Regions from separate parts of the Mus musculus genome. Here region 2 is linked to region 1. A link is a loop called in an ENCODE intact Hi-C map of the cell type or tissue named here. Cell type or tissue: left cerebral cortex. All regions are shown on one strand. Links, peaks and the distances in the headings refer to the core of each region. The heading gives the core; the rest is flanking DNA.

Region 1 (10,549 bases), core at 3,220-8,219:
CGACCCCTCACCCCTTGAGACATGGTCTTCTATGTAGCCCAGGCCAACTCCCCAAACTCTCCAATCCTTCTGCACCCTGGGTTGATTATGCACTACCAACACCTGCAACCCCCACCTCAATGTTTCATAAGGATGTTTGAGACATTCTTGCCTCAAATAAAGAAAACCCATAAACTTCCTTCTTAAATCAAAGAGTATTTATTCTGGGGGGGGGGGTAAGAAAAGAGCTAGAGATTGCCCTTCCTGTGTGGCATTGTAGTGTGCTTGGCTTTGGGGAGGGTATGATGGGAACAGTGGGTGAGTTTGGGATTGATAAGGGCTCACCCACTCAAATCATATCATATAGGCTTGGAACCCTTTTGACAGGAAACTCCTGCACAAGCCTCTCTTTCAAAGTGAGGAAATTTTGGCTAAGGGGGAACATCTTGCCCAAGACCACTTAGCTACATATGGGAGCATTGTCTTGATGGAATAACTATCAAATAAAATAGAAAGTGAAGCAAAAAAGCACTCAAACTCCCCTCAGTATACCTGGCTGGGAACCCACTACTTTAAATTATTAGTATGTGGGACAATGCCACCCATAGAAAGTGACAGAGGATGAGCTGGAGTGTGCTGTCACACGCCTTTGATTCCAGCACTGTTCCAGGACAGCTATAGCGACTACACAGAGAGACTTCGTCTCGAAAAACAAAGAAAAACAACAAAAACAAACAAAATGATAAACTATAAACTCATCTGATAAAGTCATCATTAAAAAGACACTTCAGACGGACTTGGTGGCACATGTTTGTAATCCCAGAATTTTGGAAATGGAGGTAATGGTAAGTAGTGAAGTTTTTAGGCTCAAAGATTGGACTCTGGCAGTCCCTGGTGCTAGGTCTCATGACCAGGACAAAAGGCTAACATGCCTAGAGGCTCAGCCACCCCATCCCTACCTAATATACCAAGAAAGGGACCTGTAACCTGTAAATCGAGCAGGGATAGATTTATTCACTGTGTCCCATTGGGAAGAACAGATAAAGAGGCCAGTGCCACTCAGTGAGTCTTCCAGGCACTGGCAGGTTTATGGTTAAACAGAGAGAAAGGCTATGCATAATTAATAGTCTCTATCCTGCTATCAGCTGTCTGAGCTAAAATGTGGTCAGATAAACCATGAAATTTCTTCCTTGGAATTTCTTCTGGAAATAGGGCTTCAACTTTTCCCTTTCCCAGCATGTGATTCTTGAGGGAATCTGAATTCTTTGGCATCCAGTATTTCAATAATCGCACAGCACAGCGGTGGGATTAAGGGTTCAAGGCCAGCCTGAGCTACAGGAAACCCCTAAATCCCAACAAAGCTTTTAGTTCTTTCACTGATTTCTAGGTGTTGAAGATTTCCACTGCCTCCAAACCTTGGCTTGAGGGTCAGAGGTGGGCAGAAAAGAGAGACACGCGAAGAACACATTGTGGACACCTTTTCCTCCTTGGAGCCCAAGTTGGCCTCCAATTCTCCCCAGTATTTACCATTCCAGCACAAATAGGTGCTGGTGAAAAGGATGTTTCGTGTGTAGTTCAGAGTAAGAAGAAAGGCTCTGGATTCCCTGGCTTCCACTCAGCTTATCTGCTGCCACCATGGTTATTCACTTATCAATGACTTTTTTTTTTTTTTTGAAGGTAAGTTTTGTTCAGTTACTTTGGGACAGGACTGTGAGTCAGAGGCTGGCATCAAAACCAGAATAGAAGCCACCGTCTTCTCTGGGGATTCTACTCCTGGCTTTGAATCCCCAGATCACAAAACTTTCTAATTGGAAAGAAAAGTTCTTAAACAAGCACAGGGATTTGTTGAAGCCTGACAGTGACTAATAAGGTCGGTCTGAGGACTGCCTGATGAAAGAGAAGTTGGATTCACATGTCACGGTGAAATTTTAAAGCATTTCCACCCCAGCTTTAACTGCTGAGTGTAAATTGGGCAATCCCACCCCAATCCTTGCAGATATTCCTAAACTAAATAACTCTGAAAGGACATCCAAGCAGTTGGCTTTCCTCAAATGCCTTTGTTTACTGCAGGATTTTATTGACCAATTGACTCACGAGGTTCCTGTGTAAACCGAGTGTTTCTCACCCTTTAGCCTGAAGACCAATGGAAGAAGGGTTTTCTATCTTCTCTATAGCCGGGGTTGGGTAGACCTTAAATTGTATTCACCTAACTGTGGACCAAATGGCTCACGCGATTCCATTAAGAAAATTATCTAGGGTGCTCTCACAGTATCCGGGGAAACACAGTGCTGTCATTTAAAGCTCATTGCCTACATTCACACTGCTGAAGGCAGTTTCCTGAAGGGGGCGGGGCGAGGGGGGAGGTCGTTTGTTTTATTCAACATCATCTTCTCTTGGCTTAAATGTACTAAGTCTCAAGTAGGTGGCCCTCTCCAGGAACAGGCGAGCAGGCGAGCAGGCGCGGGCACTCACACGTGGACACACACGCGGACACGCGCCTGCCCACACCCCTTGCGCGTGACTCGCCTATGGGATTTAAGGGCTTCTCCGGCAAGGATTACCGTCAGGTGCAGAAAGCAGCCCTTTGTTCCGTGGGCATTCCCCCCCACCCCCCGGATTTGACTGTTATTTACAGGCCATGTGAGCACTGGCCAGGGCCTGGCCGGCGGGGGGGTGGTGGCAAGGAGAGCACCCCTGACGCATGGGAGACAAAGGCTCGTGAGGCCAGCGCCGCCAGGGGACAACTCCACCCTCACCCCCCTCTGTGACTCCGGTGAAATCGGCCGAGACTTGCATCCGGAGAAGTTGAGGCCTGCTGGCCTCTGGATATGTAGACTTCGGGGAGAGGCCCCACGAGAGTGAATCTGACCCGGGCTGTCGAGGCACGGGGGATGTCTAGCACCCATAGAGGGCCAGCAAAGGGGAAGCACTAGATGTCCTCCCAGCTCCCGAACCAAGAGAAACCACTTTGCCCTCCTCACGGGTGCAGGGAGCCCATGCGGCTCTCCCAGCCAGAAAGCCGGGTGCCGGAGACTTTGCCCCAGGCAGCCGACGTCACTCCACTGTGGTGGCTCCTTCCGGAACCCGAATTAGAGTGATCGCGCACCCCGGGCACCAAAATATAAGGTGCGTTGGGGGCTGAGGGGTCGCTAATATGCCAGCAACAAATTAATACTCATGTAATAGTTTATTTTTTTAACTGAAGAAAAATCCATAAACAAAATAAAAACTGCAGTGCCATTTTGGAACCCGAGGCAATAAAAATAAATCTCCACAGATGATTGCTTCTCAACCCCCATAGCCCACTGGACCCTGAAAGGGGTGTCAGGGCCTTCAGAGTGCAGAGAGCCGGTAGAAGGCCTTGAAATGAGAGCTGGAGGTGATCTCGGGCGAGCAGCTACGCAGAGAACAAAGCAAAGGGTAACAGTGGAGGAGGCTGAACAGGGCGGGAAGGACCCCAAGGCTTCGGCGGCCCTCGCTGCCTTAATCAGGCTTAGTCGCAACTTGAAATGGAATATTCGACCTGGCCGCCGCTACCAAACCCCGTAATTCCCTTGTTCGGTGATTAATTCTTGCTAACAAGACTTGGCAAGATCTCGGCCAAATAATTTTTTTGGCTCTCTGTAAGGTCCCCACCACATGCGCGCATAACCTCCTCTCTTGCCAAAATCGAGCCCTTGGGAAATTAAATGCTCCCCCCCCGAAAGTAAAATGGGGGGTGGCAGATGCTACGTGACCTGGAAAGAGGGATGCGGAAACTCGAATCGTCTCCTAGCTTATTACATTTGCTTTTATAAAAGGTCATTCTTCCCATGGGCACTTTTCAGCATCTTTTCCTTCGTACCAAATGTAGACCTTAACCGTCATTTCCTTAGAGGACGTTGCGTGTGAGGAGGGAAGCGAGGACTCCCACCAAAGAGGAAAACCTCCGGGTATTCCCCCCCCCCCCCCCCATGGTTAAAAAAGCAGGTTTTAGGAAGCTTGGGCCCGAGTGCCTCCCATTCTCTTGCACGGGCACAGCATTCGGCCAATTAACGCCCCCCTCTGGGTTGTAAAGTAACAAACCCCTCCACCTCTCTTTTGTTATTGGGCTTCGGCGCGAGGGCCTTCCCTTTCATCTTTCTAAATCTGCGTTGGCCCAGGTTCCGCGGGAAGCTATAAACCAGATGTAATAGCTCGGGATGGAAATCGATCACGCTAATGTATAAACTAAGTCCGGGGAATCGCATGGAAAAAAACAAAGACAAAACACAACCGGCCGGGCACGAAGAACGAGATTAAGTCCGGCGAGGAGAGGTCCCCAAGCCCTACGGGGTGGCAGCCGCACAGTGTCAGGTTTCTCGGAGCTGCAGGAGCGAGACCTCGAAGACTGGGGAGGCCGGGGGGGTGGGGGGGAGCGCAGGGGTGAAGACCTCCACACGGAGAGCCCAGGCCTCAGTAAGGCCCCGCGTCGCCACCCGCAACGATCTCTACCAGGATCGCCGCGCTCCGGGGCTGAGGAAGGACAGGGCACCGCGCCGCGGCTCCATTCACAAAGTCCCCGAGCCGCCGGCTCGCGGGCGGGTCGGAGGCTGCCTCCTTTTCTTCCTCTAGGTCTCCGTTTTATGAATGGGCCTGGCAGCCAGCACCGAGCGCCCTGTTTACTCCTCTCTTTGTGACGTCGAGTCCCCGTGACTGGGTGCGAGGGGGCCGGCGCTCCATTCACGAGCCGGGGTGGGGGCGGGGCGGGAAGCTTGCGTTGGGGGCGGGGCCTGGCGAGGTAGTAATGACTCTTCCCTCCCCCGGGAGAGCCGGCGAGCATTAATAAATCTCTAAGCCAGAGGAGGAAACTCTGGCTGGGGCAGTGCGTGCAGCTCCGGCGGTGCAGCGGTGGGGGAAACGGCGGAGCCCACGGCAGAAGCAGCCCTAGCTAGCAAAACACACCAGAGGCGACAAACCGAGAGGAGCCCTCTCTCGTAAACACACTCCCCTGCTCGATCGCTTGCCCCGGGTGCCGCGCGCCCGCCAGCTTTGGCGCCAGAGAAGGCTGGGACTGCTATGTAACGTTGAGGCTGCGGGAGGTGGAAGCAGGGGTGTTAGAGGGAGAAGAGCCTGGGGCCAAGTTTGCGGGTCACTTCTGCAGGCGCCCTCTTAGCCCTCGCCTGGTTCCTTCTTGTTAGCCTAGCTGGCTCCGGTGCCCTTGGCCTTCTCCAGCTAGCTCCCCAGCTTACTGCGTTTTGCCGGCGACATGGTGACGATGGAGGAACTGCGGGAGATGGACTGCAGCGTGCTCAAAAGGCTGATGAACCGGGATGAGAACGGCGGCGGCGGCAGCGCGGGCGGCAACGGCAGCGGCAGCCACGGCGCCTTGGGGCTGCTGAGCGGCGGCAAGTGCCTGCTGCTGGACTGCAGGCCGTTTCTGGCTCACAGCGCGGGCTACATCCGAGGCTCGGTGAACGTGCGCTGCAATACCATCGTGCGGCGGAGGGCCAAGGGCTCCGTGAGCCTGGAGCAGATCCTGCCCGCCGAGGAAGAGGTGCGTGCCCGCCTGCGCTCTGGCCTCTACTCGGCTGTCATCGTCTACGACGAGCGCAGCCCGCGCGCCGAGAGTCTCCGGGAGGACAGCACGGTGTCGCTGGTCGTGCAGGCGTTGCGCCGGAACGCGGAGCGCACGGACATCTGCCTGCTTAAAGGTAAACGTGGGTGCCCGGGAGAGCGAGGTGGGAGGGTAGGTAGTGTAAGGGACTTGGCGGCCTGAGCCCTGCTGGGCATTGGGAGGAAAGTACCCGAGTGACTACGGGGTGCTGGAGTCCCCTTCCTCGCGTGTCTTTGTGCGTGTCAGTGTGAACGGTTTTGCTGTGGTTTGGAGCCTGAGTCCCGGGGAGGCCGTGCTGGCGCGTTTCCCCAATCACCTGCAATCCGCACGCGTCTTGGAGTTTCCGTGTTTGTTTACGCGAACGGTTCTGGCCTGGATGCTGGCAGCGGTTCCTCTGCGCAGCCCAGCTTCAAGTACTGAGAACGCGCTCTTAGGTCCCACGGGGACGAGAGAGGCCTGGTTCGGTATAACCCCGGGAACCCTAGAGGGGGGTGAAGGAAGGTGAATGCTAGGGTAGGAGCTGTCTCAGGAGTTCATACACATCGGTCAATGAGGAAAGGAGAATTGGGGTGCAGACCTGGGGAGCTATCTCTTTTTTTCCCCGCTGCCTAAACTCAGAGCTTTCTTGGATGGCGGCCAACCCCCACTTGCCCCGGTCTAAGGGAGGCTGAAGTGCTGTATTTGGGGGGGTGGGGGGACACCAGGCACAACCGCGCCTGCTCCTGCTAATCCCGGGAGCAGAGAGTTACCACCTTTTGTTCACACATCATTCTCGACTCTGCCAGCGGCGCGTGCCTGGTTCGAGCGAACCCTGGCGTAGGAAATTAGGTGGCCGGAGAGAGGGTGGCTTGTCACATTGAGAAGTCAGACACCCCAAAAGGATCGCGCAGTATCTCAGACGTTGGCAAAGGGGAGGGACCGCTCGCCGCACCTGCCAGCTCGCTCGGTGTGCCGGCCACCGGTTGGGGAGCACTGTAGGGTGCGGGGTGTGTGTGTGTGTGGGGGGGTCGGGCGCCCCCTGCTGCGCTGCTCCCCTACCTCCGGCCACCGCATTCCGTGCATTCTTTCGCGCGGGTCTGGTCTTTGCTTCCAAAGCCTGGAGGTTTGTCCGACCTCCGCCTTCCAAGAGCCGCCCATTTCCCTGCCGAGGCTCTTCGCCCCGTCTTCCAGACTTTTCCTCTTAGTGTCTTGTCTTCCTTAAGGAAGGGAGGCCGGGAGCGAAACCCTTTCTCGCGTCCCCTCCGAACGGCACCCGGTGCGGGCGAGCCAGGCTGGCCGTGCGGAACAGCGGGGGGCTTTGTTCTCCGCAGTTGTTTCCTGACCATTTGACCCGTCAGCTGCTGGGGAAACGCTGCTGTTGATCTGAGGCTGAACTGCCAGGGCGATTTTTTTCTTTTCTTTTCTTTTTTTTTCTTCCTTTTCTTTCTTTTCTTTTCTTTTCTTTTTTTTTTTTTTTTGCAAGGACCGCCTGTGGCTCCTGCAGCCGAGCCCCAGTCTCTCAGCCGGCTCCCTAAAACGCTTTAGGAGCGACGGCCAGGAACACAGGTTCCGGACCTCGCGACCGGCCAGCGGTCTGAACCGGGGCCCCACGCAGTATCCGCGGAGCCCTGCCTAGGAAAGGCGCAGGTCCCGGGTCCTCCCTCGGCGGGGTGTCCTGCCTGGGCCCCTGAATCGAGATCGCGCGGGTGGGAAAGGTGAAACTGTTTCGGGGTGAAAGTCCTAGGTTGTCCTGGGTTGCCCAGCGGTTGGATTGAGAGTCGGAGCCCATGTCTTCCAACCCTGGCTTCAGGAGTACTTCAGTCCCACGTGGAGTCAGGGATTGTTTTGTTTTTCTTCCTGGAAGAATTCCGCCTGGGACTGCCCTGAAGCTGGAGCGGCAGCTGCCTTGAGCCTGAGCCCTTAGGCTTCCTTCCTGGGTGCGGGCCCCGGGGTCGGCCGAGCGCCTAGGGAGGGAGGCATATTTTTAATGTTAAACCTATGGCTTGCGGCACTCTACCGGTCCTGGATTCGGATCTGGAGACAGGCGAGGCCAGACCAGTTCTGAGAGATGCTTCAGGGCGAATATTGATGTAAGACTGGACAGGACAGGTGGCCTCTGGGCAAAATGACAGTCCCATCCGTAATGGGTGCCTGGCCCACAGAAAGGCAGCATTTCCTTCAAGTCGCGTTTTCCACCCCCTTCTCTCACTGGGCCGGGAGGATCAATCACCCTACCCCCTCAAATGCCAAAGGCCTTCTTCCCAGTCCTCTGAGGTGACGCTCTTCTAGGCCTGGTCACAGGCCTGGACTGCTTAGTTTTCATCTGTTCAGGAACAGCTCCTTCCCTCTTCTAGACAGAAGTTCAGCAGCCCTTGGAAGCAAGAGCCTAACATGATAATTTGTGTGTGTGTGTGTGTGTGTGTGTGTGTGTGTGTGTGTGTGTGTGTGTATGTGTTGGTCTTAGAGATCAGCGTTTGTCAGCCTTAGTTTATGTAGATGTGTGTGCTGAGCCACGACCTCGTCCTTCCTTCTCTCTGCCAGCTATTGAAAGGTCTTGGTAGAGCAAGAAGGAAATGTCTGCTCTAGGAGGGGGCAGTCATAGGAACTAAGCAAACCTCCCTCCCACCCCCAATCCTGCCCGGGAAATGTGGCTAGGTATGAGAGCATTGGCCCAAGGCTCTCTTCTGCTGGTGGAGTGAGGAGGCAGGCAGTAGGCAAGTGGAGACAGAGTGGGTGCCCACCAACCTTGGGATAGGGGAGAGAAAATAAAAAATAACCCTTTTAGAAGTGATGTCCTTCCAGGCCAAAGCGCTTGTCGGCCCCCCCCTTAAAAGAAATTGATGTTCCCCCTTTTGGGGGGGGTCTCTTTAAAAGATTTTTTTTCATAAGCAAGGTTTTAAAAGCAAGAATTAAAACTTTGCGAAACTATTGTTAATCTTATACATCGATCAAGTTTTGGTACATACTAGAAATCTTATGTTTCCTTTATGTGAGTAAAAAAATCATTGAAATTCTCTAACTTACATTTTTAAGTTTTTCAGATTTTATCTCAGTTTACATGTTTCAGATTCTTAACCTCCGTAAATGTTTGGGTTGGAATTTTAGATTTGCTTGCCTTTTAAAAGAAAAAAAAATCTTATCCGAATGGAAATAATTTTTTAATGCCAGTATCCCCAATCACAAATCAATCTGTTACACACAAATAATTTCAACCTGGTGTGGGAAATGCGTGTGATCACCAGACCTTGGAGGCTGGCTGAGGCAGTTGCGTCACGAACTGCTCCACACACAGGATCTTCTTTGTGCAATTTTATCTACTGTCCTGTGTAGAATTTACCATATGACCTAAGTTCTTATTCAAACACAATTGCAAAATTATGCAGGGGGCTGTTTTGAGCTATTGGGATAGAGTCATCTAGACAGCCTACTTCCTCAACTTATCTGTCTAGATCTTGGGTCTGACCCTGAGTTGAGTGGAGGACTCCGTCTTGCTCACCAGGACCTTTGTTGGTGCCTGCACGTCTCTTTCTCTGGACTTCTCTCCAGCTTTCCCAGTGTATAGCTCAGGCGTCTCAGGGCATAGCTCAGGGGCCTGCTTACACCTACATTTTATATTCAGAGGGAGGAAGATTTCTGGCTTTTTCTATTTGTACATAGAACAGAGTGCTCCAGAGAGGGAAAGAGTTGGAGTGTTAGAATTACCAAAGCAATTACTTAAGCAAGACTCCCAAGCCTTAAAGCATTAGCTACATAGTTACTAGGCATTAGCTACATAGTTACAAGGAACGGAGAAAGTACAACTGTGGCATCAAGCGAATGGACTTCTCTAGTCAACCAAGGTTACTAAAGACAGGGCGAGGTGTCCAAGGACTTTCTCCTTTATCTTTTAAGACCATCAGGGCTTCTTATCTTGTAGAAAAAGGTGGTAGTTAAAGAGCCAAGAAATCCCTTTAAATACTCCAAACCTGTAAAGCTGGATTGCTAATTTCCTTACTTCAAGAGCCAGTTCCTGTCAGAGAGAGGGAACATGGCCGGAAGTCAAGTGACTCTGATAGAAGCCAGTCTGCTGGACAGGGCAGTTAGGGTGGGAGGCCTGGGAGGGACTGCAAGAAAGATCTAGTCCCTAAGCAAGGCTTTAGGGCAGTGATTCTCAACTTCCTGATGCTGCCACCCTTTAATACAGTTCTTCATGTTGTATAAACCCCAATTATAAAGTCATTTCATTGCTACTTCGTAACTAATTTTGTTAGTTATGAATCACGATGTAAATATCTGATATGCAGGATTTCTGTCGTGCTACCCTGTGAAAGGGTCCTTCAACTTTCCCGCCAAGGGTCAAGACCACCAGGTTGAGAATCAATTCCTTAGGCGGTTCGGCCAAGTGACCTGGGAAGGACAGGCTCTCTGACTTGGGAATTCTAAGATCAGGAGTTCACTTAGGTCATCTGAAGACTGTTTAAAGTGAAGTTCCCAAAGGCTACGACCTTCAGACGACCTAGACTTCCTTTCTGGGCCAGAGTGAGACCCAGGCTCAGGTGGTAATCTCAATATTGACTGATCGGATCTAGGGAAAGTGGCAGCCTCATTAAGATTCCCCGCCATAGGCACTACCCGAGCAACTCCTCTCTAGGAACCCTATTATGGTGGTTTACCAGCACCAGTCAGGGGCCCTTGTAAAGCACTTCTACGAATGTATATGATCTCCACTCCCTTCCGGCTGACCTGGCAGCCCACTAGAGTGGAGGAGTTACAGCTAGCAGCAGCCCCTTGTGGTCATGGTTTATATCCTGAAGGTGAGCCATGGAGTTAACTGGAGATATAGTTAGTTGCCCTTCAGGCAAGCCCCTTGAAGGCCAGGCCTAAGTTTCCATTTCTGACCTACAGGTTGAAAGGCAATAAGTACAGGAAATAAGTTCTTTATCCTTTGATGTTTATTTATTTATTTATCTTTATTTTTGTTTTTTCAAGACAGGGTTTCTTTGTATAACAGCCCTGGCTGTCTTGAAACTCCATTAG
Region 2 (10,549 bases), core at 2,073-7,072, 98 kb before region 1:
ACCGTGATGAGAGGGAGAGACCCTGGGACACCCAGGCCTAAGTTAGTAAATGAATAGAGGCAACTGTTACAAACCAAGAAAGATGGGGAGTTGGTTAGTTGACCAGTCAAACAGAAGACTTTCGAGAGCACAGAAGAAAAGATCTTGGTTCGAAGCCCCTGATTCACTAACTCCCCAGCACTGCACAACAGACAGAGGAGCACACACTGAGGAAATGAGGCATCACAGTAATGGGTGTTGGCTTCTTTATGCCATGCAGAGCCATGCTCTCCCAGCCTGGCAGCTGACTGAGTGCTCTGGTCTGGGAGCCACCAGATACAGTACGTGGGTGTTCTGTTCCAAAGAGGGACAGTGAGTGCCATATGTAATTTGGTTAAAACAGGGGATCCCAAGACTCTGGGGAAATGTCATAATCCCAGGGGAAAGACCAAGACCCTGGCAACAGAGCAGTTTGTAACCAGCCCTCCCAGCCGGTTCTACAGCCAAGCGAGATGTGAATCAGCCCCTTCAGTTTCTTAATGCATCCAACCGCCTTCTTGTATGTTTGTATTCTTATGGCCGTGGGAATCTAACCCCAGGGTCTTGCACATGGTAGGCAACCAACTACCATGGTTATAGTCACAGTCCTTCCCAGACACTTTAAAAATACCTTACATGTAAATATGATCAGCTAGATAGCTAAGGGTTACTGTTTCCACCAAAGGTTCTTACAGATTCTCAAGAAATCTGAAGTGCATATGTGAGTTGAAGATGGTTAGACTTGGGATGGCTCCTCAATCCTTCACCTTAAACAGGGTTACACACAATGGGAGTAAAACTAAGGACTCTGGTGTGTCTGGAGGATGAAATGGGTTGGCTGTCCTCTTGTCACACCAACGCAGAACATTTCTCTGCCCTTAACTCCCCTACTCCATCCCTAATGACATCTCCGGGGCACCTTTTCCCTCTGACTTCCTTTGGGAAATAGCAACCAAAGAATGGGAATGGAAATGGAGAGACATCAAAATACCTAATGCACTCCTGCCTCTAACGTTGGCACATGTCTCCCAAGAGCTATGTTTGTCTAGACTCGGTCCTCTTCCTCAGCTACTGTTTCAGGAAACTCCATGGATCACCCACACCTTCATGTGTTCCTAGGGGTGAAACTGAATCACTGTGTTAAAGTTTGTTCTCCCCAAAGTGTGTCTAGAGAGAGTGGTGATCTTCACAAAACCAGCACTATTAGATCCTTATAACCGTGGCAAATGACTCTTATCTACCTAGCTATTCCCATTTAAGTATAGGATATTTAAAGGGTGGTTGGGATGGGCTAGGTATATAGGTCCATGGTAGAAGTATTTTGCTAGCACACTGGAGGCCCAGGCTTTGATCCCCAGTGCCACAAGAATACAAGAATACAAAGAAAAGGGAACTTTAGGTAGTTGGGAACATTAAGGAAATAGGGGAGAACTGGAGAGATTGCTTAGTGGCTAAGGTCACTGACTGACTGCTCTTCCAGGGGGCCTGAGTTCAATTCCCAACACCCTCATCATAGCTCATCATGTCTATACCTGCAGTTCCAGATCAGACACCCTCATCTGGCTTCCATGGGTACCAGGTAGGCATATGGTACACGGACATACATTCAGGCAAAATGTGCATACTCATAAAATAATGGAAGAGAGAGGGGACAGGGGGAGAGGAGAGCAAGCCAGCGAGCCAGCTTCACCTCTCAGCTGCAGAGTCATCAGGGTGAGCTGTGTGGCTGGAGACATCTTTCTGTCAATGGAAGGGTGGGAGGTGTATAAGACTCATTGTGTAAAACATAGAGAATATTAAGGAAGAAAAAGACAGCGGTTCTCATGTTCCCATCAGTCTTTGTGCTTGCAACAGCATGGTGCAAGGTTGTGCGGACAGGAGACTTGAGCAGTGTGGACATTTCTTCTGCATTTAGTGTCTGCAAACCCTCCCAGAGCATCCAGCAGCACCACGCTGGGCCCAGGATTCATCAAGTCAATGGTCGGTCATGATCACTATGCATCAATCGGGATTTGTGGCACCTTTTTTTTTTTTTTCAGAAATAAAGATATTTAACCATCCCCTTAACAGACACAGAGGGTTAAGAGGTGTAATCTCTGGAAAATGGATTCAACCCTTCAACTCTTTTTTTTTTAATTTGTTTTTAACAAAAGAAAAGACAAAGCTCAAAGTGTATTTTATTGAGTAAAAATATTTTCTCAACCCAAACATGCACAGATAGATGGCAAGGTAGAGTGTATTTGCAAATTAAAATAGCAGAAAGTTGCCCTCAGGCTGCTGATATATAGTGATGCCACAACACCAAGGGTGGCTGGTGCTGGAGGAATGTGATCCCTGACGTGGGAATGCTTAGGTGCTTGGCAGTAACAGCGTATCCAGGGACTGCATCCAGCAGTTCTATTTCTAGGTCCACACATTAGGGGAAAAAGAAATCATGTGTACACTAGAAGATAGAGAGCAGGGCATTTAGTGCAGCAGTCTGTGAAAGACAAGAAAAAGAGATAAAATAAATAAGTAATCAAATACACAGTGGTTAGATTATAATGTCAGCAAAAAGAGAAGCTGTACTATTTATTATTATTTTATGTGCATTGTGTTTTGCCTGCATATAGGTATGTATGGGAGTGTCAAATCCCCTGGAGCTGGAGTTTACAGTCAGTTATGAGCTGCCATATAGGTGTTGAGAATTGAACCCTGCTCCTCTGGAAGAGCAGCCAGTGCTCTGAACCACTGAGCCATCTCCCTCTACTCTGGGAGCAGTATTCAACAGTATAGTAAAAAAGCAAAAGGACATAGAGAAATGTCCGAAATCAAGAAGAGACGAAAAGGCAAGCAGTGTAAGGGTAGTTAGCTGCACTGGCTACCTGTGGTAGAACTCAGCTTACAGAGCACAGGTATTAGAGCACTAGTATCTGGATCCCTCCTCGACACCAGAACCAACAGAGGATAAAGTCTACACAGTAACACTGCTGTTTTTAGGACTTTATGCATATAAAATAAACACATAAGGACACATGTACGTGAAACAAAGCAAGTTTGAATGATGAGGATAGGGAAGGAAGAAGAGAGAAGCAATGGAGTAGGACAGACGGTGGGCTGAAGGAGTTCTTGGGTCGCCAGGGATACCGCTAAGACTCTATGGTAAAGAACAAAGAGGCTTTTGATGGAGTTACTTTCTGTGTGGTTTTTGGTTTGTTTCTTTTTTGGGGGCTTGTTTGTTTTGTTTTTGTTTTGTTTGTTTGTTTGCTTGCTTGCTTGTTTTGAGACAGGGTTTCTCTGTGTAGCCCTGGCTGTCTTGGAACTCACTCTGTAGACCAGGCTGGCCTCGAACTCAGAAGTCTGCCTGCCCCTGCTTCCCAAGTGCTGGGATTAAAGGCGTGAGCCACCACTGCCTGGCTCTACGTGGTTCTTACTGTTGTCTGCCTATTAAAAAGTATTCATTCCATAACATCACACCTGTGATGTTGCTGGAACTTTAAGGCTTTCTTAAGACATATGGCATCATACTGGTAGAAGTTAGAGATCCCAAGAAGTCCAAGCTATATGTGACAGAATCCTGAGAACTGCAGCCAGCAAGCACATTTCGTACAAAAAAAAAAACAAACAAAAAACACAAACAACAACAACAATAACAACTAAAATGCATGTCCAGCTTGGAAGAGATGCTCTGACTGGTCAACGGGCATCAAACAATTCCGAGGAGAAACGGGACACACCTGCGGTGGTTAGCCTGGAGTTCCAGGCTCTTTAAGCCTTTAAACCGAGTGGGGCACGCCAGAAGCTTCAGGAATGTCATCCTGGAAAGCGGCAGCCTGCCAGTGGCCACTTTGTATTCCGTGAAGGGTGTAAGTTCAGATGTGACCCAAACGCTGTCTGGCTCTCTGCCTTTCCTAGTTGGAGGGCAGCTCTGGCCATATAGACTCATCTCCAAAGGAACAATGCCCATGCAATCACCAGCTGAAAGATGCGGAGGCCCTTAGGCAAGACACAGAATCCCTGGCTACATCCTCAGTCCCGACCAGTCAGCATCACCCCACCCCCACCCTAACCCCCAATCCCCAATCCCCGCTGAAATGACCTTAGGCTGACCTGGTGGTGACAGTTCACCTGGTGGAACATTTTTTTTTCAGACTCACTGGAGTTTGGGGGCTTGGTCTAAACCCTGGATCACCGCTCAGAAGTGCCAACAAATCTGTGATCTATTTACACTCACTGAAATCAACCAATAAATGGGCAAAGAGCTCATCTGCGACACTGGGCACAGCTTCTCTCTCACACGGCATTTCTGTTCCATTAAACATTGCAAATGAGAGTCCAAGGAGGAAGCGAATTTCCAATCAAACCAAAGAACCCAAGGAGCCCGAAATCTGTTCTCCAGTTCTCACCCAGATGGCTGTGTGGGCACACACACAGACCAGCTCACCCACTTCAAACGGAGCAGAGCTAAATACATAAAAATAAACAAGTGACTTAGTTGGGGGTGTAGCCATCCGTTTCTGAGATGACTCGAGGGGTATTATTTGGATGCCCTAAGGGTGCAGGTGTCTAAACTGGGCTTGCTTCCTGGCCTCGGTTCTCCTGCCACAAGGGCCCAGCAGCGGGAAGCACACCGCAACCTTCCACCGAGCCACAGAGAACCCCGCCAAAGGGAGCCCGGCAGCCACTTTTGAGGCTCCCGGTTCTCCTTGAATGTAACATGTCTCATTAATTTCTTCCATCTGCCGTTGTGTGCAGGGGAAAAAAAAATCCAAGGGAAAATATAAAGGGCCGACCCAGGATTTACTGCCTGAGCCTCTAATCCGTGTTCAATTTGTAAGAGGCTACAATTCCTCCAGATGGGACACATCTAAAAACTGGCTTTCCCCCCAGTCCCAAAGACATTTGGGAGAACTTCCCGGTCGGCTTGGGCAGTGTTCCTGAGGGTGGCAGCAGGCAGGTGCTCCTGTGACACTCTATCCAGAATCGTCAGAAATCAAAGGCAGAACAGGGTTTCCGAAGCAGGAACCAACCTTTCGAGGGCTGCCAACCCTAAGAACTTTCCTCTTCCCTCTGCCCCGCTGCCAGATCATTCTATTGCTCTACATCCTCCCCACCAGACTCAGAGACTGGACAGACGAAATCGACCGTCAGTTTCATTCCTTGGAAGGATGGCAGTTGAAAGTGTTCCTGGGAGGAGATGCTGACATTAAGTTGGCCGCCTTGAGAGCTGGGGACTACTAACAGAACCGTCCCCCATCCTCCCGCGGCCAACGATAAGTGTCTTTGCAGGGACGTCAACACTGCATATAAAGCCTGCCTGAACTCCCCATATAGCCAGACGAGGACAGCCATATGTATTTATTAATGCAATTATACTTAAGGGTTTGATATGTGATACACCTTATTCCAAACATCGCTACATTCCATGGTACAGGAACAGTGTTCTGACTTATCAAAATTATTCAGTGCTGCTATGGATTGCATTGTGTCCCCCAGAAACTCATGTATTACACTCTTTCTTTTAAAATCTATTTTGGTTTTTATTATTTAGTGTATGGGTGTTTTGTATGCATGTATATTATGCAATGTACCACAGTCAGACAGTGTTCTGGAGGCCAATACGTTGGATCTCCTGGAACTGTAGCTGTTGTAAGAGCTACCATGTAGGTGCTGGGAAGTGAACAAGGGTATTCTGGAAGAATGACAAGGGCTCTAAAGTACTGTACTGCCTCTTCAGCCCCATGTATTGCAGTCACGATCCTTGGAATGCTAAGATGAGGTCATTAGGGTGAATTCTAATCCAACATGACCGAGATCCTTGTCAGAAGTAGAAAGTCGGAGGTAAAGCACTTGTGTGGAGTGTAAAAGATCCTGGAGAAATAGATGATAGACAGACAGTCAAACATAACAGGTGAGAGGGGAAGGAGAAAGAGGAGAAGGAAAGAGCAGAGACTACAAGAGAAGAGAGAAAGTTGCAAATGAAGGCGTAGGTTGGAGCAACAGTTCCAGAAGCGATGGAAGAGCCCAGGGCCACCAGCTACTCACCAGCAGCCAGTAGAACAGAGCAGTTCCTCCTTATTCCTCCTGGGAACCAACCCCGTCCACACTTGATTTCAGACTTGCAGCGTCATAACTTAGGCGATGCACATCCCACATGAAAACCCACACTCCCAACTACACCTTCTACACAACTGTGCCAAATAAAATAAAGACTCCCTGGATCTCAGGCACCATTGGTAAAAATGGGAGTTTGGAGCCTGGGTCCTCTTGTTAGGTGCAGTGGCTACAGCTTGCAGTTCCTGCTATCGATCATCTGTGGTACCAATGATCATAGCTACGTTGGAGAGCTCACTTTTACCTAACTTTGCCTTAGGCAACTGCTCTTGTGTTGCCTTGCAACTTTTGAAAAGGAAAAGCAAATAACTCCATTATTTTGAAAACTTTTCATGCATGTAGGCTCAGGGAGACAAAAATTCTTGTCACAAGAAACAAAACAAAACAAAACACTGGAACACACACACACACACACACACACACACTATCCTATATGAGATGGTCCCTGGTTTTGAGAATGCCAGAAATCTGTCCCAAATCCCGGCTATTGAGCCAGTAGCCAGCTGAGAAACAAAGTTTGATGCTGGAACAGGTCTGTGTAATCTGTTAGAAATTTTCATGAGCAATCTTACAGAAATTATCCAGGGTTGATGGAGAAGAGACTGTGGTATAGCGATCATTGAGATTGTTGCCAGCTAGTCTTTGTAGCCAGGATCTGTGGCTTTCTGGAGGAGAGCATCCTGGATAACCGCTCTTAGAGAGGACACTAACTTCCTACAGTGGCTTCTGGGTAGGAGTAGGAGCTGCTGCTTTGTCTAGGAATGAGAAACAGAAGGTCAGTTCTGAGACTCTGTGCCTTGTCTGTCACATCTTGAACCAGGAGCAAGGCTATTCCAAGGGTCTGACTCTTAACTCACAGACTCTTCCTAGACGACCAAGACCTCTGGGGTCTGTCAACTGCTGCTGCTTGCTGCAAGGAGAGGAGTTCTGAGCCCAGAAGGAACGCTAGCATGTCTGTCTAGCATGAGGAAGCTCACCGGAAAGTTTGGGGACTGAGTTGAGCCTTCCAGCCACATGTTTCTCACCATAAAACATCATGGAAGAGAAGGAACTTTGGAAAGCAAATCAAAATATTTTTTAAAGGTTCTAATCATGAAAATCAAAACTCCTATGTGAATTGTCTTGCATGAGAGGTCAATAGGCAGTTTGATCTATTCTTAAGTCTGGGGCTATTTATTTACTTTTACAAATTAGTAATTCTGTATTTATTTATTTGTTTATTTGTTTATTTATTTATTCTATTGTATTCTATTGTATTCTATTGTATTCTATTCTATTGTATTCTGTTCTATTATATTGTATTCTATTTTATTGTATTTATTTATTTTTGTTTTTCAAAACAGGGTTTCTCTGTGTAGCCCTGGCTGTCCGGGAACTCACTCTGTAAACCGCACTGGTCTAGCACTTAGAGATTCACCTACCTCTGGCTCTAGTGTGCTAGCCCCACCACATCTGCAAGTAATTCTGTTTAAAACTCATCGTTGGTAGTGTACTCATTCTAAGTAGAGGTGTCAATCACAACTACAGACTCATAGTGGCTGTTGCAGAAGGGAATCTCCTCCTGTGTTTATAATGGGATTTGGAGAAGCAGAGAGAGTTAAACGGTATGTTCAAGATGGGAGCTGGACAAGGGCAGATCCACAAGGAAAGATTGCTCCTGACGACCCTGGCATTTTATTGATTCCCTGCACCCTGATCCCATGGCTCTCCATGTGCTGGATTCTTCACTTTGGACTTTAATAGACCAAGACTGCAGACTAAGTCCTCTGAAGAACGGAAGCAGCTCTAACATTATGTTTTAAAATCTAGAAGCATCATTTTAAGTTCTTGCATGTACAGCCAGATTTTCCTGCTATATAGTACAACTGAATAACTTGAAACTCACTTGCAAACCATCTTCCCCAACCCTCCTTCCCTATCCCCTAATGTGGGAAAATGAGGTACCAGCCAGGAAGACGGATAGAAGAAGAAACTCTCCACATGTAGACAAATGCAAAACCAGCCGGTGGTCACTGAGGCCTGATAAAAGCCTAGGAGGAGGCCAACAGTGGTGACAGGGACCAGTTTCTTCTAGATGGGATGGATCCCCATACTGTGAACTGAAGATTTGCTCTCCGTAGAGAAATCATGTAGGTCAGTGGAGTGGGGTGACATGTCACTCAGGAGTTGGAAGTTCTTGAGACTAGACCGTCTCCACTTCTTGTACAGTTCAGTAGCTACTGCCCTCTGGAATGTTTGTCGATCTCTGTTCTAGATGTGGAGATCGCTAGAACATTGTTCAGAGAGGAGTGTGCACGGAGTACTTGCAGGTAAAGGACAGCAGCTGCAAGTGTATTATTAGGAGAGAGGATGCGACCATCCAAACCAGCAACACTCTCAAGTTACAGAAGTTACTGCTGGGCTCACGACTTTGGGCTCATTGACCTCAAGAAGGCTCTGGAGATCGAGGGGACTTCCTTTCCTATGGGCTGTTTCTTTGAGAAAATTAGAATATTCTTTATCATTAGATAAAGTATAAAAATCCCTCCAGTTTCTAACATCCTTCATTCCAGAGTGAGCAACTCAGTCTCCCAAGGAACACACTGGTCAGAGATCAGAGCATTTGATTTTATTTTCTAAGCCTATCATGGACAGACACACTCCAACAGTCTAACTACACACCGCCCGTGATGGCAACCATGTTCTTTTCAGCCAGTACACTATCTTAAACAACATTCTGAGTCCTCTCGCTATGTGCTTAATATCTGCATGGCCTTCCCATTCTATATATGAGCCATATTTATTTAACCCATCTTTTATAAATAGAGAGCAATCTTGAGTTTTTCCATTCGTACAAAGGATGCTGCCATAAATATCTTTCCTACAGATTTCTTTGGGAAGCTGTGTGATTTATTTCTACAAAGGAAATTCCATGAAGTATAAATGGTTGCATCGAAGATGTCTTAGTTCTGGGGCTGAAGAGATGGCTGAGTATTTAAAAATGCTGCTCTTGCAAAGGACCTGAGTTTGGGTCCCAGAATGTACCAGGTAGCTCACCACTGTCTGTAATCCCAGTTTCGAAGGATCTGATGCCCTCTTCCAGCCTCTATAAGCATCAGGCACGTTGGCTTATAGAGAATTTGTTGCTTAAGATAATTGTGTTAGGAAGTAGAACCTTTAAAAAAATGTGATTAGGCCATGAGGTTAATAGTTCCATGGATAGATTTAATGCTTTAATAAAGGGAGATGTTTTCCCTCTCTCCCTCCCCCTTCCCTCCCCCTCTGCTCCTCCACCAAGTGAGAAGCAGTCTCCGTCCCTGCTGAGAATGGCGTGTTGAGGGCACTGTCTTAGGAGCAGAGTTGACCTCTGACAAACACTAAACTGATCAGTACCTTGATCCCTAGCCTCCCAGCTTTCAAAGAAATAAGTTCCTGTTGTTTATAAGTTGCCCGGTAGACTGTATTCTGTCCGGTTGCATAGATAGATCAGGGTGCTGGGTAATTTATAAATAACAGCTTATTTCTCAGTTCTAGAGCCTGGGAAGTCCAAGATCAAGGTGTTGACAGATTGTTATCTGGCAAGGGCTGCTCTCTGCTTACAAGATTGTGCTCTATTGTGGTGTCCCCACATAGTGAAAGACATGACAAGCAGGCCACATGGCTCTCTAAAACCTCCTACCAAAAGCACTGGCCCCATTTAGGAGCCCTCACGGTCGGGTCACCGCCTAGAGTTCCCGTCTCTGTACCATTAGGCTTTGTTCCATTGCAAATTTCATGTATTTATTTGTTTTTATTTATTTATTGTTTTTTTTTTCTCAAAACAGGGCTTCTCTGTGTAGCTCTGGCTGTCCCGGAACTCATTTTGTAGACCATGCAGCCCTCAAGCTCACAGAGATCCACACCTGGCTACCGTTGTAAATTATAGGTGGGCACAAGCATTCATACCAATCAAAAAATAGGAATATTTTTATTTGTTTGCTTGTTTTGATAAATATTTTCAAGAATGTGTACCAACTGATAGTCCTAATAAGAGCTTTTCAGACGTCAGATCATAATTATAATTATTTACATGGCTTTAGTGGTAAATGTCTCCAACTGTGAATGAAAAGTCTCTCTGGTACTCAGGCCCAGAAATTCAGCCATTCCACACAGCTCTGCCAGCTGGAGTGGACCAAGTAATCTTCAACACTTCAGGAAGAGTAGAAAAACAGAAGTCTACACAGTGGCGTCCTCAGGGAAAGGAGCTGATGGACTTTTTCTGGTGCCAAATAAATAAACGGAGTTGTGGGCAGGTGCTGTCCCTGGGTACACATGACCTTGTCTGTGTCCTTGTGGAACATCAGCAAGCATCAGTGAGCCAGAGTGCCTGGGTCTTTCAAACATAACCTCAGAGGAGAGAGCATGCTCTCAGAGAGGCAACTTCTGCTAGGACCGAGAGAGGCATTCTCACAATGAGCAA

What was found. Hi-C counts contacts between places; a loop is a spot of excess contacts. Peaks named below come from ENCODE experiments on the same cell type or tissue, not always from the same donor. Only the 100,000 strongest peaks of a DNase experiment are listed, where the experiment ranks them.
Region 2: it touches region 1 in a loop (4-fold over the local background); 3 of 42 quality-filtered maps call a loop at or near these places.

What each region holds. Positions count from the first base shown.
Region 1 is chr8:34,802,523-34,813,071 of GRCm38, forward strand. It overlaps Dusp4 (dual specificity phosphatase 4), which reads left to right and starts at 5,088. Exons shown (of 4, transcript NM_176933.4): 1 at 5,088-5,651. The coding sequence starts at 5,207. In left cerebral cortex, for the core only: CTCF peaks have their summits at 4,874, 5,451 and 6,601 (motif pointing left); DNase peaks (open chromatin) are centred at 4,147, 4,668, 5,540, 5,763 and 4 more places; H3K4me3 peaks cover 4,667 bases; H3K27ac peaks cover 3,278 bases.
Region 2 is chr8:34,705,655-34,716,203 of GRCm38, forward strand. No RefSeq gene overlaps it. Among named protein-coding and RNA genes, the nearest start is that of Gm46069, 21 kb to the left of the region's middle. In left cerebral cortex, for the core only: no CTCF peak of the experiment used is centred there; DNase peaks (open chromatin) are centred at 2,362, 4,403 and 6,125; H3K4me3 peaks cover 188 bases.